Regions from separate parts of the Homo sapiens genome. Here region 2 is linked to region 1. The links are chromatin contacts, found by Hi-C or POLR2A ChIA-PET in ENCODE. All regions are on one chromosome and are shown on one strand. The core of a region is the stretch at or near the end of the contact, and the rest is flanking DNA. Distances in the headings are between cores, read along the strand shown.

Region 1 (5,816 bases), core at 1,008-3,507:
CTATCAGATGGTGAGTACCCCAAGGGCTCTGTATCCCCAGGCCTGGTATAAATGACTGGCTGGTATAGTGGGTGCATAGTAGATGTAGGTCTAATTAATAAATAAAAGGCTAAGAACTGCAAGAACAAGGCAAGAAAGTGGGAAAACTAAGCGTGTTATCAATACAGAGGCTGAAGAACAGGGAAAGAATCAGGCGTCTCCCAAAGCGTGCTCTAAGGCAGAAACGTGATATTCAGAGAGCTGTCATATACAAGTCCAGAGCCTGAGGAGCAGTGAGACTTGGTCCCAAGCCCCGCAGATCCCTCCAGCCTATGGAGAGTGTTAAGTTTCTGAGCCAGACTGGGTCCGAGCTCACAGATGGGGTAGATGATATATAAGGTTTAGCGTAATGCTAAGTGCTGGTCTCTGGAGTCACACTACCTGGGTTCAGCTACTGCCTCTACAGCTGCCAGCCATGTGACTTTGGACTTGAGGTTTAGCTTTTTGGGGACCTCAGTTTCCTCATCTGTAAAATGGGGTAATAATAACCGCCTGCCTCCTCCAGTTGTTCTGAGGACTAAATGAGTTAATATAATAAAGTGCTTGGCACAGAATAAATGCTATACAGATGTTAGCTGCTATTATTGCTATTGTTGTTGTTATTATTATCATTACTAGATGTGAGGAGGGAACACTTAGTTCATAGGTCCTGATGCTAGTGTAGTGAAAGGAGAGAAAAGAATCTACTGTGTCCGGCTTCCATTGACTGGATTACAGCTGCTCTAACCTTGACTGATTAGTAGTTGATAATCTGAAGACTAGTTCTCTACATGCTATTGAGAAATACTTCAAGTTTCATTTTTGGAGAGGCTGGGAAATAGTCACTATCACAATAATACCAAAGTTTGGCTTTTTTGAAAAATGGGTTTGAGATTTGTTTGTGAGTATATTCAAATAAATCAGGGAGCTTTGTGGTTTGGGAGGTGGTGGGAGAGAATCAGTCTTCCTCTTTCTGCCTTTCTAGTCTATCTTGTGGGCTCTCACACCTGCTGAAGGGAACAAAAGAACATGAAAAGGGCCCTTTAATAATTAAAGGACAGTTTATATTTACTTGTCTTTAAATACACACTTATAAAGCACTTACTATGTGTTAGGCACGCCCTGTTCTAATTACCAATATTAATTTATTTGATCCTTAAATAACCCTGTGAGATAGAGCTATGATTATATAGATGAGGGATCTGAGGCCCAGAGAGGTTTAGCAGTGAGTCCAAAGCCACACAGCAGCAAGTGGTAGAGTCAGGATTGTGAACTCAGGAGTTCCTCCTGCATCACCTCCAGAAGGCCTAAGTTTAGGTACCTGCACAAGACGGTCAGCACCCCTCTTCTGGCCCACAGTAGGTCGGTTTGCGGGCTTGACTCTAGGTGGCCCAGCTTTGGAAGGGAGGTGTCATGCCCCACAGACACTGAGCTGGAAGCCCAACGGGACAGCCTCCAAGAGGACCGGGATGCTGCCCACCAGCCATAGGCCCTGAGCTCCCAGGGAGAACTGCCCTGGAACCCGAGGCCTCTCTGCTGCATCTTCCTATTGGTTTCCTATTCCTCAGTCTCAGAAGGTGCTAACTTCTGAATTTCAGTGAAATTTGAGGCCCAGGGGATATTCTCCCTTCTTTTCCAAGCAAGAAGAGAAAGTCCCAGGGAGCCCATCGATGTCAGTAAGCAGGTCTGTGTGATTGCTGGGCCTTCACAATCGGACAGCCTTTTCTTTCCCCTGGTAGAGATAAATGCTGATAACTCAATGATGATGAAAACATTGTAAAGTGTCAAGCACAGCATGTTTAGTTACAAAAGCTGGGAATAATTGCTTCAGCTTTGCTGCTAAGAAAACCAGTTGTTGAGTCCAGGATAATTCTAGTAAGAAATTGGCATTCAGGGATTAATTGTTTGGAATGTAATGACTGCTACAACCCAAACTAATGAGAACAGAAGGCAGTTTCCAATTAGAATTCCGGGAATGAGATAGGCTTTGCCAGGCTGAATGGTACAGAATGGAAGGGCTTTTTTTTCCCCTTCTTTTTTTTTTTTTCTTTTTGACCTCAGTATTGGTTGGGCGAAAAATAAGAAAGCATTTTGCAAGAACAGCTTCTGAGAAGACCAGCCAAAAGTCTGTGCAGACGCCTCAGGAAAACTCCTGATTGATTGTTAAAAGCCTGGCTGAGCTCTTCCTGGAGGCCCTCAGCAGGTTGTGGGCAAGAAGGCCAGGGTGAGTCATCGCCATGCTTGGGAGAGGGAGCCAGCTCTGGGCATGGAATCAGACCTGTCCCTGCCACTTACCAGCTCTGACCTTCAGCAGGTCATGTCCCCTTTCTGAGTCTGTCCCCCTGTTGCAAAACCAGAATGGATAGCAGCACTTACCCTGCCAACCACAATGGTTTATCGTGAGGATCGAATGAGAAAATATCTGACAAGGTGCTCTGCAATCTTTAAATCACAATGTGGATAGAGAGTATCATTTGGATGAACCACCCTCTTTCTCTTCCTTTTATTTGTGTGCTTAGCCCTGCCTTGTTCTAAAAAGGACTGCCGTGTGTGTGTGTGTGCGTGTGTGTGTGTGCATGTGTGTGTGTAATTTCTTGCAAAGCTATGAGCGCCATGTAGAATAACTGTCATGGCAAGCAGCTGGTCAGTACCAAAAAAGACCCAGGGTGGTTGACTGGGTCCAGCTACACAATAGCCTGAGGGCCCTGGGAGGGATAGCTCTAAGGGAGTCTAGGATGTCTGACCTTCAGCGATGCCCTTGTCAGACCTGGATCATGGATGATGGAAGAGAAATGAGGAAAAGAAGTGGGAGTAGCTCCTTCATTCAAGTGTTTATTTATTGAGCACCTTCTATGAGCATATATTTATTGACACCTGCTATGGAAAGTGGTGCTATAATGGGGAGAAGAAAAGAATCCTTAGAAGATGCCCACTATAATGGGTACCTCATGGGAGAGGTCCCAAATTTGTCACCTCTTTCCCAGTTCCTATGCAGTTTCCCCCCACCTCTGTCTCTGTTTTCTGGCTGTCATTGGCAATAGGGATGCTGAACAGAATTTCCCGAATTCTTTCAACTACCCAGAAGGCACATGCATCAAAGTCCCACCACAAAATAAAGACTCTTCAGATTGCCAACAGGACTTGGATGATCAGAGCATGTTCTGAGAGAGGATTTAGACCTGATACTTTTAGGATAAATCAAAGTCAACAGAAAAATAACAAGTGTTTCTGAGGGTGTGGAGGAATTGGAACACTTGTGCATTGCTGGTAAGAATGTAAAATGGAGCAGCTGCTATAAAAAATAGTATGAAGCTCCCTCAAAAAAATTTAACATAGAATTACCATATGACCTAGAATCATACTTCAGGGCATATACCCAAAAGAACTGAAAATAAAAAGTCAAACGGATGTTTATTGCAGCATTATTCACACTAGCCAAGAGGTGGAAACAACCGAGTGTCCATCAACAGAGGAATCAATAAACAAATGTGGCAGATACATACAATGGGATATTCAACCATAAAAAGGAATGAAATTCTGACATCCTACATGAGTAAACCCTGAAAACATTATGTTCAATGAAATAAGCCAGACCCAAAAGGATAAATATTAGATGTTTCCATTTACATGAAATTTCTCAAATAGGCAAGTCCATAGAGACAGAAAGTAGATTACAGGTTACCAGGGATGAGGGAATTGGAAACAAGGAGTTCCTGCTTCACGGCCACAGTGTCTCTTTGGAGCGAGGAAAGGTTCTGAAAATAGATAGTGGCGATGGTCACACAAATTGTGAATATAATTAATGCCACTGAATTGTACGCTTACACATGGCTAAAATGGAAGATTTTATTTTAGATATGTTTTACCACAATACAGAATATATTTACTTTGCTCAAATCAAAAAAGGCCAAGTCCCCAGGCAGGGTTGGACATGGCAGGGCCCTTGCCCACCTGGGTGGCTGCACCCCACACCTCTCTTCCCTCCTCCCTAGGCACTTCCGGCTGGCTCTCCCTAGCACTCATCTTGCCTTCCCACCCCTGGGCTGGAAATGCTCTCCCGCCCTCCCAAAGTCCATCTTCTCAGGCCAACCAACCAAGGTGGGATTCCCTGGCTGTATGCTCTCAAGGACCTATGTTCCTTTTCTCCAGAATACGCAGCTTAGCAGTGGGATATCTGAATGGTGTCTGACTCCTCCATGAGACATGAATGCTGTGAAAACAGGGTTTTGGTTTCATCTCTCCACTACAGAGACACTGCCCATAGTAGGCCCTCAATAAATACAAACATGTTGGGTGAAGAGACACATGAAGAAATGAGCTGTTCCATCTTCTTTCTCATGTCCCCTCCCTCCTCTTTACCCCATTATCCATTACCCACAGCACTCACCGCTGTCTGAAACAGTGTGATGTCTTTATTGCTTTGTGTTTCTATGGTGTCCCTGCCTTCTCATTAGAGTATAAACTGCTTGAGAGGAGGGACTATTTCTGCCTTGCCCACCATAGCTTCCCCAGTCTAGAACAGCGCCTGGCATATTGGAGGCTCAATAAATATCTACTGAGTGAATGCATAACAGACCTTCATTAACTCCTTACTGGATTATCTTCTACTCCATATCAGTGCCAGAGTTGTATGTCTACAAATATCAATTTGCGCATGACCCCCTTCTGCTGAAAGCCTTAGTGCCTCCCTCAATTCCTGGAAGTAATAAAATCTGTGCTCCTTTTGGTGCATACACTGGCCTCTCCTGGCAACCCCTTGTCACTGATCATACCTTCTCACTGCTGGAAGGCTCAAAGTCATTATTACATAGACGATTCATTTTTTTATTTTATTTATTTATTTATTTATTTATTTATTTATTTATTTATTTATTTTGAGGCACAGTCTCACTCTGTCACCCAGGCTGGAGTGCAGTGGCCCGATCTCGGCTCACTGCAACCCCCACCTCCCGGGTTCAAGCTATTCTCTTGCCTCAGTCTCTCAAGTAGCTGGGACTACAGACATGCACCACCATGCCTGGCCAATTTTTGTATTTTTAGTAAAGACGGGGTTTCGCCATGTTGGCCAGGCTGGTCTGGAGCTCCTAACCTCAGGTGATCCGCCTGCCTCAGCCTCCCAAAGTGCTGGGATTACAGGTGTGAGCTACCAGGCCCTGCCAACATAGACCATTCTTAACTTATTCTGTGCTCTCTCCCCAAAATACCTTCCTCTGCCTTTTTTTGGTTAGTACTTTCTCACCTTCTAGGACCACTCAGAGGTCCTCTCCTGCTCAGAGCCCTTCCTCAAACCTCCTATGTCTGTCTCTGACATGGTATAAAACTGCTACCCAGCTGGGTTCTCCCACTAGACTTGAGGCCCTGAAGAGCTGGGAGCAAGTTTAGTTCATCTTCATGCCTCAATGCCCAGCAGAAGGTAAGCACCAGTGAAGAGGGCTTTAACCAAACCCAACTCTTCAGAGTGAATTTGGGAATGAAGCAAGTTGCCTCTTGATTGAGATGAATGACCTCAGTGTTGTAAAACCACCCTTAGGCCAGGCAGGTGTGTACGCTAAGCTCTGCAGGACCCACCTGGCCTGCCTCGGGCTGTGCCCCTACCCCACGCCTTGAGGAATGTGCATCCCCACCTGACTGTCCCCACTTGGAGCTCACACTTCCCTTTCTAGGTCTCTCTCTGGGTGCCTGGGGCTTGCTTGTCTTCTGCAGGTCTGTCCTTCTCCCAAGAGTGCACAGTGCCACCAGCATGCATGCCCCTGACAGGTATCCAGGCTCACTCTTTATGGAGACTTTAGACAGAACTT
Region 2 (5,816 bases), core at 849-3,348, 37 kb before region 1:
ATCTGGACTCTCAAATTCCTTTCAGTGCAGTATTTCTCTTCCTAAGTAGGAAGGAGCATTCTGCAACATTATTGGCTCTCTACAAATCTTTTCAAAGTAAACAAAAAATTTCTTACAGGTGTAACCTAGTTAAAACTACAAATCTTTTGTCACCTTTTATGTAGAGGAGAAGACAGTCCTCAGGGGCAGTTGGCATGAATATACTCATAGCCTTAGTTTTGCATCAGGGTACAAGTAATGCAGAAAATTAGGAGCATTCTGTCCTCCAAAAGTGTCCATGAAGGAGGATCTGCTGAGATGACACAAGACGCATTCCCTTCACCCCGGAAAACTGTTTAATGCTTTCTTTGTGTTGTGGATAGGACTGCAATATTGCAGCTGTGTGTGTGTGTGTGTGTGTGCGCGCGCGCATGCATGTTTCTTCATAACTTAGAGAAAGAACAAGCTTCAGAGAGAAAGACTAGAAACTAAAGGAAACACAAATGTTGGCCTAATCAGGAACCAGATATTACTTTTCAGTGTGGGGCTTTTAGCTCACGAGGCCTTCTCCCCAACAGCCGTGGCTCTTGGCTCTTACTTAGCCCAGTCTCCTGAATAGTAATGCCTGTTTCTAACCTACTGGATAGAGAGGGCTCAAATATACATTTTAGGTAGCCCCTAAAAGGAAAACCCAAGTTTGAGAAGTATGCCATCAAAGCTTCATTAAACAAAGACAGTGTTTCACAGTAGGGGCATACATCTTGATAAACATGGAGATGCAGGTGCTGTGGCTTTCTCCTGTCCTACCTGTAAATGCACCCGAGGGTGATAGCCATGAGCACATCCAATAACTCTAATAAATGAATAATAAATAAGCATGCAATCAGGACACACTGTGAGAGAGTAATACCAACAGGCTGAGGCAACACCTCCCCGGGGGCAGGTCAAAGTCAGGTTGAGATGAGGGAAGACAGAGACCCTCTCATATTGTTTTATATTGTTTTATACTCAGTACCTGTTTTAAGAAAAAAAACAAAGAAGTGAAATCAAAGACAGGCAGCCTGGCGCCAGGCCCAAAACCAGGCCTGGGCCTGCCTGGCCTAAACCCAGTAGTTGAAAATCAACTCATAACTTAGAAACCGATGCTATTCATAGATTCCAGACATTGTATAGAAGAACATCGTGCAACTCCCTGCCCTGTTCTGTTTCTCTCTGACCACCGGTGCATGCAGCCCATGTCAAGTACCTCTTGCTTGCTCAAATCAATCACGACCCTTTCATGTGAAATCCTTAGAGTTGTGAGCCCTTAAAAGGGACAGGAATTGCTCACTAGGGGAGCTCGGATTTTAAGGCAGTAGCTTGCTGATGCTCCCAGCTGAATAAAGCCCTTCCTTCTACAACTTGGTGTCTGAGAGGTTTTGTCTGCTGCTGGTCCTGCTACAGAGACAGATCAAAGAGGAAATATTAGGATCACCCATTATAGATTTCCTGACCTGGGCATTTGTCCAGGATGTGCAGCCACAAGAAAACTCCTAAATACATAACTAGCACATCACCACTAGCCTAGCCTCCTTGGAGTCCTGATAGAGTCTACTGAAACCGTGGTGGTTGTTTTCACGTGGGCTTAAGATAGTCCCTGGCAGCTTCAGGCCAATCGCCTTGAATACTTAGATCATGGCAAAATTGGGTGAATTCTGACTTCAGCATCAATCAGCTTCTTCACCAGGAAAAAAAGAAAATGTGTGTGGTGGGTGGGGAAGGGAATTAGGTTATTGAGTGGGAAGAATTAACGTAATGGAAGGGAACTAGGAGCTACGTAAAGTGTATGAATCCATTGCCATGTATAACTCATTCCTTGAAGCATTTTTTTTCCTCTTTATGTCTCCTAGAGGGTTTGGTCCAGTGATTTTGGACAATGTATGAGGCTGCATTTAAATCTGAAGCAGGGAGGATGGAGATCCTTCACTGAAGAAAGAACTATGGGGCAACGGCGAGTAGAGAGGAACAGCGGATGCGTGCGAAGACTTGCAGAGCTCACCCTTCTCAAAGGAATGCAAGGAGGAGGCACTATCTAGTTAGAGAAGTAGTCCCTCTCCCAGGAGCCTCTACCAGGAATGCCATGGCCACTTTTAATAGAAACACCCAGAGCTGGCCTTTGGCCGTGTTCCTGTCGGCCCTGGGAGAGGAAAAGGGGCTCGGGGCCAGTAAACTGTGGTGCGTTCTATTACTGTTGTTAGCATGACCTTCAGAGTAGCAACAAGGTACTAGAGTGTCGTTTAGAAATGGAAGACACAGTCTCTATTTCAGTCCACAGTGTAAAACAGTTCCAAGGTCACACATAAATTAATCTAACAGTTCTCTGTATTCATTTTACACACTTAGCATTGTACCCTGTACACAAGGCCTTTGGCAAAGGTTGTGGCTGATGATTGAAGGAGAAAGGGAGGGGGAGGAGGGGAGGAGGAGAAGGAGAAGAAGAAAGAAAAGGAGAAAAGGATCAAGAAGAACTGAGGGAGAAAAGGAGGTAGAGAAAGAGGAGAAGGAAGAGAAGCAGAGGGAGGAGGAGAGTTTGGTGTTGAGGCCTTGGAATGGTTGGTGTAGTCTTTTCTGCAGAAAGGGGTAAATTAAATGATCTATACTATTCCTTATAGCCTGTGACAAACTACTTTACTTTCGTGTCGGTCCCAGATTCTATAAATACTAGTATTTCACCTCTTGGTGTTGAGCCTATAATCATTGAATAATAAATACCTATTAACTGATTTTATGAATCTATTTAAGGGTATGTGAGTGGAAAAACTAAGCCTGCTCCACCACCAGGCAGCTTGTTAGCAGTGGTGTGCAAAGAGAAAATGATTAGGCAGGATCCCAGATGGAGAACCGGTCCTTGAATACTGAGCTTTTTTGATCCCATTGCTAAGTCCATCTTTTCTGCTGTGAGGAGAAGAGTAAGAAAGCATCAAAGCTGTGATGTCAGAGGCAATGCCTTCCTTAACAAAGGAGAATCACACACTACCACTGAACCATTAGGAGCTTGAAAAGTTAGCTTTTGTTTCTCTTAGAGAGGTCCAACTTCTTGTTCTCTCTGTTGATTGAAGTGAGTGGATTTTGAGCGCCTGCTGTTCATTCACTCATGCAGTGATTATCTGTTTAACTAGATATCTGCTAGGTGCTGTACATCATTCATGCCAAGCCAATTTAGAAATTGTTGGTGCCCTCAGGGAACTTTCAATCTAGTAAGTCTTAAAAGTATTTATATATCACTACAGCTTAAGGCAGGATGAGGTGAGAGAGCTGCTTGGGAAAGCTAGCAGGTGCCCCAAGGTGATAGAGATGTGGCGAGAGAAGAAACCTGCCATCTCCATTGTTGTGTGAGGACAGGAGAAGGAAGGGGCCCATGAGAATGCTGATCATCAGGTCCTGAAGCTTGATCTGACACTGCAGGTGTACAGCCAATGTGTTGCCTTCCCACCTCAACCCCCTCCTGCCCCCACCTGGACACACTCTTTGCTGCCTCTTTAAGAAACAGTGACTTTTGGCCCTCTGCTTTGTGTTTCAGGTTCTAAAAGTCTGAGACTACTTCAAGTGCTCTTAGCATTTGTGCAGTCAGGAGACTAAATCTCTGATTACAAGTCAGCAGTCCAAGAAAGGAACAGGGTAACACGATTGTATGCTGACATTTCTGTAGTGTCCAATCTGAAAAGTGCTGGCTGTTTTCTAGGTTATCTATTCTATGAGCACTCAAGGTGAAATGTCCCAGCATTATCAAGAAATAGCATCATTTCAAGCCCTGCCATTACATACGCTAAAAATATCAGGTCTCGGGGTCTGCAAAGAGGAGGAAAAGAAATCAACTGTCTTCACTGAAACACACACACACACGCCCCCGTGCGCGCGCATGCACATACACATACCCACACACGGTTTCTCAGTACTACCTTTGTTTATATTACTGACTTCTGTTTTTTTGTCCTTAGCCCCAGAACCTTCTCGATGAATGTAGGTTAGCAAATCTCAAAGAGATGCTGTTTTTATGACAACAAGGTATCAGGGCCTCTCCTAGAATTAACCGGCTGCCTTCACTAACTATAGTACATGATCCAGACTCTTTACAAGGAACTGTCTGGTATTGGTGTCTGTGAGCATTTTCTTTTTTACAAAAGAGAAGGAAATCCAATCTAAGAGGTTACCATCAACATTGATGCTAAAATGCCAGTGGAGGGTGAAAAATAACAGATAATGCTGAGAACAGTTTTCCTCCCTGGATGCCCTCATGGGCCTCAAGGAAACCTATGGTCTGCCCTTCTCACCAGAGAAAGGAGGTCATAGGACAGCAAGCAATTAATACCCAAGAAAAGCACTTTCACTTTGGGAGGCCGAGGCGGGTGGATCATGAGGTCAGGAGTTCGAGACCAGCCTGACCAACATGGTGAAACCCTGTCTCTACTAAAAATACAAAAATTATCTGGGTGTGGTGGCACGCCCCTGTAGTCCCAGCTACTGAGGAGGCTGAGGCAGGAGAATTGCTTGAACCCAGGAGGCAGAGGTTGCAGTGAGCCAAGATCATGCCACTGCACTCCAGCCTGGGCAACAGAGCGAGACTCTGTCTCAAAAAAAAAGAAAAGAAAAGCATTTTCCCCTATTTTTTTAAACATACAAGTAAGCATAAATTTAATGGAGAAAAATAAAAAATACAGATAAGTAAAAAGATAAAACAAAATTCTACTAGTCAGAGAAAGTCACTCTAAATATTTTGGTGTATATCAATCAAAACTTATGCGTGGGTTTTAATGGAATTATTTTTAATATATAATGTTTTATGACCTAATTTCCTTTTTAATATGTCATAAATATCTTTGCATATAAATGTTAACAGAAAAACCGTAGTCAAATTAAATTTAACAGAGTTTAATTGAGCACAGAACAATTCATGAATTGGGCAGCCTCCCGAGCCAGAGTGAGCTCAGGGAGACTCCAGTGCAGCCCCAAGGTAGAAGACTTACGGACAGAAAAAGAAAAGTGACAGACAGAAAATTGAAGTGAGGTACAGAAACAGCCGGATTGGTTACAGCTTGGTGTTTGCCTTATTTGAACATGGTTTGAACAGTTGGCCCCCTTTTTTGATTGGCCAAAACTTGGTGATCGACACAAAAGTAAGTTGCAGTCTGTTTACAACCCCATATAGGTTATAGTTCACTATGTAGAGAAAAACCTTTAGGCTGAATTTAAAATATGTAAAGAGGCAGCTTTAGGCTAAACTTGATTTAACGTATATATACATATATTCATTATAGTCCTATCTGCAGGAATTCTGCCTGCAAACAGACACACACTTTTATATCATCATTTTATCATTTTTAATGGTTATATAATATTCTATTCTCAAGATGAATTGTAATTCATTTATTCAATCCTGAATATTGTTGGACATTTAGGTTGCTTGCAGCTTTTCACAATTAAAAGAATACCCTAATGAATATCCTTGTATATACATTTTGCTTTCTTGTCCATCATTTTTTTTAGGATAAATTTCTTAGAGTAGAATTGCTAGGTACATACACATTTTTGAAGCACTTGCTATATATTTTCAAAGTGTATTCCAGGAATATTGTTCTCATTTACACTTTTAGCAACAGAATCTAAGAGAACCTCTTTCCCTAGACCCATGAGAGGCACTTTTAAAATCCTGGGTATCATCTTTGCCCTTGGACTTCCAACCAGGACATGCTGCTTTTCTGACAGCAGGTTACAGAAAGTGCTCTGCACCTCTCATGTGTACCAAACAAAAAAAGACGGGCAAGCAGCCATAAACTGGGGGAATAACTGAGATGGGCTGT

The links. A loop is a pair of places that touch in the nucleus more often than their neighbours do. ChIA-PET counts read pairs that join two places held with the same protein, here RNA polymerase II (POLR2A). Pooled maps may share reads with other maps.
Region 2: a loop to region 1 is called in a pooled map, with 2.6 times the contacts of the local background. The contact joins two enhancer-like sites. A Hi-C loop is called at or near these places in 4 of 168 maps with a recorded cell type or tissue (CD4-positive, alpha-beta T cell, Right ventricle myocardium inferior, gastrocnemius medialis and 1 more) and 5 of 50 pooled maps. POLR2A ChIA-PET finds 5 or more read pairs at or near these places in 5 of 52 experiments (H1, MCF 10A, T-cell and 2 more).

What each region holds. Positions count from the first base shown.
Region 1 is chr13:45,830,257-45,836,072 of GRCh38, reverse strand. The region is part of intron 1 of SIAH3 (siah E3 ubiquitin protein ligase family member 3); the gene reads left to right. Among named protein-coding and RNA genes, the nearest start is that of SIAH3, 19 kb to the left of the region's middle. Within about 2 kb of position 2,257, at least 6 of the 41 ENCODE cell types and tissues checked have a DNase peak (open chromatin) inside an H3K27ac peak, as active enhancers do.
Region 2 is chr13:45,866,730-45,872,545 of GRCh38, reverse strand. No RefSeq gene overlaps it. Among named protein-coding and RNA genes, the nearest start is that of SIAH3, 18 kb to the right of the region's middle. Within about 2 kb of position 2,098, at least 4 of the 41 ENCODE cell types and tissues checked have a DNase peak (open chromatin) inside an H3K27ac peak, as active enhancers do.